Regions from separate parts of the Homo sapiens genome. Here region 2 is linked to region 1. A link is a loop called in an ENCODE intact Hi-C map of the cell type or tissue named here. Cell type or tissue: heart left ventricle. All regions are shown on one strand. Links, peaks and the distances in the headings refer to the core of each region. The heading gives the core; the rest is flanking DNA.

Region 1 (2,902 bases), core at 206-2,705:
GCATCAGAATAATAATCACAACCTACACCAGCTTGGCACTGTTCTAAGAACTTTACATGAATTATCTCAATCTCTATACCCCTATGAGGTGGCGCTGTTACTATCACCCCCTTTAACAGGGGACAAAACATGGGAAAGTTAAATAACATGATCATATTGCTCATTAGGATGCCAATCAAGCAGTCTTACTTGGGAGTCCATTCTTAATCACTACCCTGTAGTGTGTGGCCTCCATGTCACCTGGTGCACTGCCAGGTCCATGTAACAGGGACACTGTGACACCAGCAAGCCGTGTTGGTTGTGTGGCCATCCTGTTCTGCCACCCAGTGGGAGGCCACCTGCCCACTGCCCCCTGGCTCTGGGCCTGTGAGGGCTGGTTGGTGACAGTGGTGGAGGCTGCGCACCAGCCTTCTCCTCTGCCTCACAAAGGCTAAGGGGGCTGCATATCGTTTTGGTTGTGGTTTGAGTGATGAAGTCACTGGGGGGAGTCCCCCATAGTCTAGGAAAAGGGGTCTTTGGAAAGCTTTCTTGGGACATTTCCTGGAGTTGTGTTGGGCGGGCCCATCAGAGCTGGTGGCATTGTGTGTAGCCTCACATCAGCCTCCTGGAGGGTTAGTAAGGTTCAGCCTTCTCATGGAGCTATTTAGGGTCAAGGCCTCTGGGTTAATTCCTCAATGGGCTCTGACCCATCCTGTGTTATGGAGGTGCTTGGGGACCCGTGGAAACAAAAGAAGTGAAAGAAAGAAAGCCTTGTCTCCTGGCCCACCACAGAGCCCAGGTGAATATCTGCTCCCCAGAACAGCAGGGCCAACTACAGACCCGTTATCCGGCTCTGACCTTCCCTGTTGCACTTCCTGAGTCCCGCCCCTACTGAATGGAGCATGTCTGTTGCAGACTCTCCTGGCTGCCCTGGGGACTGAGAAGGGGTTTACTTGGAAGGAGGACAGGACACCAAAAGTCGGCAAGTGGGTCCAGATGGCCACTTTCTCCCTCCTGATCCCTCAGGTCCTGTCCCCGAAGTAAGCCCCCAAATGCCCTCTTCCCTGCTCTCTGCCTCTTCCCTCCCACCCCACAAAGTGAAGCCACAAACCTGCATTTTGGAGTCCGCAGGCAGATTCCTCTGTCATCACTTCCCATGGGGTGGGAGGAGGTTGGAGAGAGAGAGTGGAGGAAAAGCCAGGCCAGGAAGGGAAAAAAAAGTCCCAATTTAAACCCAGGCCAATTTGGGAATTCAGCTGACACAGCAAGCAAACGCGATCAGTAAGAAGTGAGAGGGAGATGATTTATGTTTTGTGCCTGAGGATCCACGGAAGACTTTCAGGTGTCATCAGGGTTACCCCGTGATCTTTAGCAGCAATTAGGGCCCCCTCCCGTTACCTGCCTGCCTGGTTTTAGGCTCACGCTGCCAGCTCCTCCCCTGAGTAGGGGAAATCTTAAAAGCCTCTCTCCCTTGCCTGACTTCTCTTTTTCAACTTTCACATTTGGATGAAAATGGGACACTGGCATTCTTTAGAGAGAACATGATTGAGTGCTGGCTCCTGAGGGGGCAGTGCATTGCCAGCATCCATGCCCTTCCCTGCTGCTTTTGTGGACCAGGCATAGCAGGCGTCAGGGCCTCTGAGTCTGGGGCCGGGACCTGGGCTCTGTGTAGTGGGAGAGATCATCTTCTCTCATCTTCCTGCTCCAAGCACTGCCTCCTGGGATGTTGGCATGGAAGTGGCTGCCCAGCCTGCCCTCTCTGGCTCTGAACCACACAGAGAGCCAAGGCAATGCAGCTGGCCAAGAAGAGATGCTTGAGGTTAGCTGTGGGGGAAGAGAGATCCAGTTATTACGCATTTGCATGGTGGCGGTGCGTCAGCTGAGTGTTTTGTGTTTTGTTAATGAGCTCTTCAACACTAGCTCTCTGGATTGGGGGTCAATGGGTGGGCGTGCTCAGCACAAGAAATGAAACAACTGGGTCAAGGACACGCAGTTTCTGTCCATGCTGGAGGTGGCGTTCCCAGCCAGACCTGTCTCATGCAAAGTGATGGTGCTGTGGTAATAATGTAGGAGGTGTTTCTCCTGATCCTCGGATGCCTCCTTGTTAAACCTGATTGATCCGATGGACTGAGCGGCTCGGGAGCAGCCTGTCCTTTGCTCTGCATACCCTGTGATGGCAGTGGCCAGTGCTACAAGGTGAGAAAGCAGGCTTTGAGAGGGGAGCTGTGTTTTTGGCAGGGGGTATTTCCTGCAATAAGATGATTAGCCAGCTGCCCCTCCCATAGTGGCAGCCTGCAGCAGCACACTGCCCCTCTCCCCTGTGTGTATGTTGGACTAATTAATAACAGGAAAAGGCAAAGAGATGTTCTCCAAGGCATTTAGAACTTGGACTTGAGTATCTTAAAGCTCTTTCTCCACCTTTACAATGGAGCCCCTGTGCCTCGCTAGGGTGGCTTCCTCATGTTAGGTGAGTGCCCCAAGTTACTTTTTATAGCTTTCTGTCTCCCCGCCTACCGTCAGGGTGTCTGGCACCTGTCACTTCTCACTGTTGTCACTGATCCTGTCTGATGCAGCTCTCCTGCTGCCACTTAATTTGTTCTTTTTAATTTGCTACGGGCTTGGAAACAGATACTCAAGCTTATTAGACTTGTGTATAAAATAAGAATAAAGAGGTGTTGCATGATTACTCTAGGGACCTGCTGAGTCAAGTGCATTCGCTTTGGTATGTAGGCTTGAGATTTCCATTTTACCCTTTCCCGGGTCATTTCTGGTATTTTCTAGCACCTGGCTGGGCTCTCGACTGGGGAATCTAAGGCCAGCTGAAGTGCAGTCAGGCAAAGTGACATGAACCATGACAAGGACTGCTTACTTTTATACCCATCGATACTATATTCTGAAGCCTCTCCAGCCTCCCCCTCTTTTG
Region 2 (2,902 bases), core at 117-2,616, 77 kb before region 1:
TCTTTTGGCTTGTGGCTTTGATTGTGCAAACACAGTAGAGAATCCAGAGGATAAACAGGAGGCTGTGAAGCAGTCGCCACACCCACAGGACCAGGGGTGAGGAAACTTCCTCAACAAGGAGGCCTGGGGGCTCAGCAGGCAGTCCCAGGTGCTCCGTTCATCTGGAGAGAGGGCAGTGCTCGATGATGGACAAGAGATGCTTAGATTTTGAATCAGTAGCTGCCGAGAACTCTGTGTGGCCATGGAGAATCCATATCTTCTGCCTTTGGCCTCTGTGGGGAGGCACCCAGCATCTTAGGAAGGGGTCGTTTCCTTAGTGTTTGGGGCTGGCAGAAAAGAGGTGGTGCAGAGGGAACTACTGAGCTTTGAACACCGTGTAGGCACCAGGATTGTTCTAGATGTTTTCACATGTTACTTACATTGATTGTCACATGTAATCCTCAATGTTTTTTTTTGGGGGTGGGGTAAATGTTACACCTTCCATTTTACCCAGGAGAAAAGGGGTTGGGTAACTCCCCAGAGGTCACACGGTCTAATCCGAGGTTGTCCTGGGACCCGTATCGAGTAATATCACAGACTCTACCTAAGGCCTGGCTCCTGGGCTGTAGGGTAGGTCACCTCCCTGATGGAGGGAGGAGGTGGTGGCTGGACCTCTGGTACCTACCCTGGAGCCTGTTGCTCAGAACCCTCCTTTCATTCCCTCTGTTCTGTCTCTGCCCTGTCTCAGGCCCTGATGTCCATGCTAGGGCGGTTGAAACTGATTTTCCCCTCTTTAATCCATCTTCCTGGGATGGATTAAAGAGGGGAGCACTTTAGGGACAGGAAAATCAGTTTGGATGGATCCTAGATGGCAGATTCAGCTTCCTAAAGCAGTTCTAATCCTCTCACCCTTGTCACCAAGAAAAACAAAACTGGACTTGTCTCATCCACCCTTCTGCAGCCCCTTGCCTGTAGCTTTGCTTGCATGGAAGTGGACCTGACATGCTGAGGACTCAGGTCCCTGGCTCAGCCATTCAGCCTCAGCTGGCTGCCTCGGCCTTCACATTTCGAGTCCTCAAGGGCCCTGGCTAAATTTAAATACCAAGGAAGAGGCTCCCACCTTAGAAACGACGGGACTCCTGCCTCCATGGCTGCTCTCACATCACCAACCTGCCTCCACGGGCAATTTCCTTCTGAGAGCAATTATGCTGGAGCTTGGATCCCGTGGCCGAGTGGGAGGTGGCCACAGGGAGGGGAGGAGGTTTTCCAGGAGGCAGCCGAGCTGTGCTTTTCCACTTACCCCTGGCCTGCTGCCTGGGACAGACTGGGCCCATCTTTGTCTTGGTTTCTCACCGGAATTGTCCCTCCTAGAGCCTGTGGGACTGTGTGCTGTGGTTCTGGGTGATTTTTCCTGTGACAGACTGGGCCCATCTTTGTCTTGGTTTCTCACCGGAATTGTCCCTCCTAGAGCCTGTGGGACTGTGTGCTGTGGTTCTGGGTGATTTTTCCTGTGACGGGTTATCCACGGTCCCTGTCTTGACCCATTTGGAGGATGACAGCTTCTTCCTAATCACGGGTCATTATTGCTTTGCAAGTGCTCTGGAATGGAGGGCCTAATTAGCCAGTCTCCTTGTGACTCCCAGTCACCTGGAGCACTTGTCACCACCAGCACATCCAACCTTCTTTTTCCTTCTGAGTGTCTATCCCCCAAACCTGAGCTTCTCGGCTCTTCTCACAATCCTTTGCCTACTTTCCTCACTTTCACCCCCTCCATTCTTACCTTTTCCTTCCTGTCGCTCTGTAGTATTGTACTTTTAACTTAGTGAAGGTGTGCTCACAAATGTTATCTTGACCAATTAATTTGCTCAGGATGATGTGGAGTTAGGAAGGCCTGAGGCCGTGTTGGCTTTGCTATTTCTTTATAGATATGGGGACTTGGGGTAATAGTATGATTGAATGGGAGGTTAGGGAGACTACTTCAGAAGTGTACATAGTTCTTTATATAGTCAAACCTCTTTTTAAAAAAATGCAAAGAGGCCAGGCGCAGTGGCTCATGCCTGTAATCTCAGTACTTTGGGAGGCCGAGGAGGGTGGATCACTTGAGGCCAGGGATTTCAGACCAGCCTGGGCAACATGGCAAAACCCTGTCTCTACTAAAATATAAAAATAAACAAAATTAGCTGGGAATGATGGTACATGCCTGTAGTCCCAGCTACTCCAGAGGCTGAGGCAGGAGAATCGCTTGAACCCAGGAGGCAGAGGTTGCAGTGAGCCGAGATCGTGCCATTGCACCCCAGCCTGGGCAACAGAGTGAGACCCTATCCCAAAAAAATGGTTAATAAAAGAATGCAAAGAATCTACAAAGAGCAATCCTCTTCCCCCCAAAACCACTCCTGGACACCCACTGCCGGGCGGCATTCTCTCCCTTGCTCATTGTGGGGTCCCGGGCTCACTAAGGTGCGGGTGGAAGGCCGTATTCCCCTTGCCCTGTGTTATGGCACAGCTGCATGGGGACCCAGCTCTATTTTGTTGGCTTCCTGGGTTTCCCTTTTGAGTCCTTTTAGGAAAGGCTCTCCAAGGGTTGCATCTGTGAGAAATGGGTGTTGGTTTGGGGTTTTACCCCACCTCACAGGCTCTCCCTTCCTTGGGGCTGCCCTCTGACACTCCCAGTGCCTCACCTAGTCCCAGTTTTCCTTTTGGGAATTTTTTTTTTTTTTTCCCAAAGAGATAGGGTCTTGCTCTGTCACCCAGGCCAAAGTGAAGTGGTGCTATCCTAACTCATGACAGCCTCAAACTTCTGGGTTCTAGCGATCCACCTGTCTCAGTCGCCGAAGTACCTGGGACTACAGGTATGTGTCACCATGCTCCACTAATTTTTAACATTTTTTATAGAGATGGGGTCTTGCTACGTTGTCCAGGCTGG

Evidence for each region. Peaks named below come from ENCODE experiments on the same cell type or tissue, not always from the same donor. Only the 100,000 strongest peaks of a DNase experiment are listed, where the experiment ranks them.
Region 2: it touches region 1 in a loop (1.9-fold over the local background); 12 of 110 quality-filtered maps call a loop at or near these places.

The regions. Positions count from the first base shown.
Region 1 is chr7:132,401,908-132,404,809 of GRCh38, reverse strand. All of the region lies in intron 3 of PLXNA4 (plexin A4), which reads left to right. LOC105375511 (a long non-coding RNA gene) reads right to left here and starts at 1,164. Exons shown (of 4, transcript XR_927983.3): 1 at 1,091-1,164. In heart left ventricle, for the core only: no CTCF peak of the experiment used is centred there; DNase peaks (open chromatin) are centred at 1,709 and 1,958; H3K27ac peaks cover 1,461 bases.
Region 2 is chr7:132,479,070-132,481,971 of GRCh38, reverse strand. All of the region lies in intron 3 of PLXNA4 (plexin A4), which reads left to right. Among named protein-coding and RNA genes, the nearest start is that of PLXNA4, 96 kb to the left of the region's middle. In heart left ventricle, for the core only: no CTCF peak of the experiment used is centred there; a DNase peak (open chromatin) is centred at 1,231; H3K27ac peaks cover 698 bases.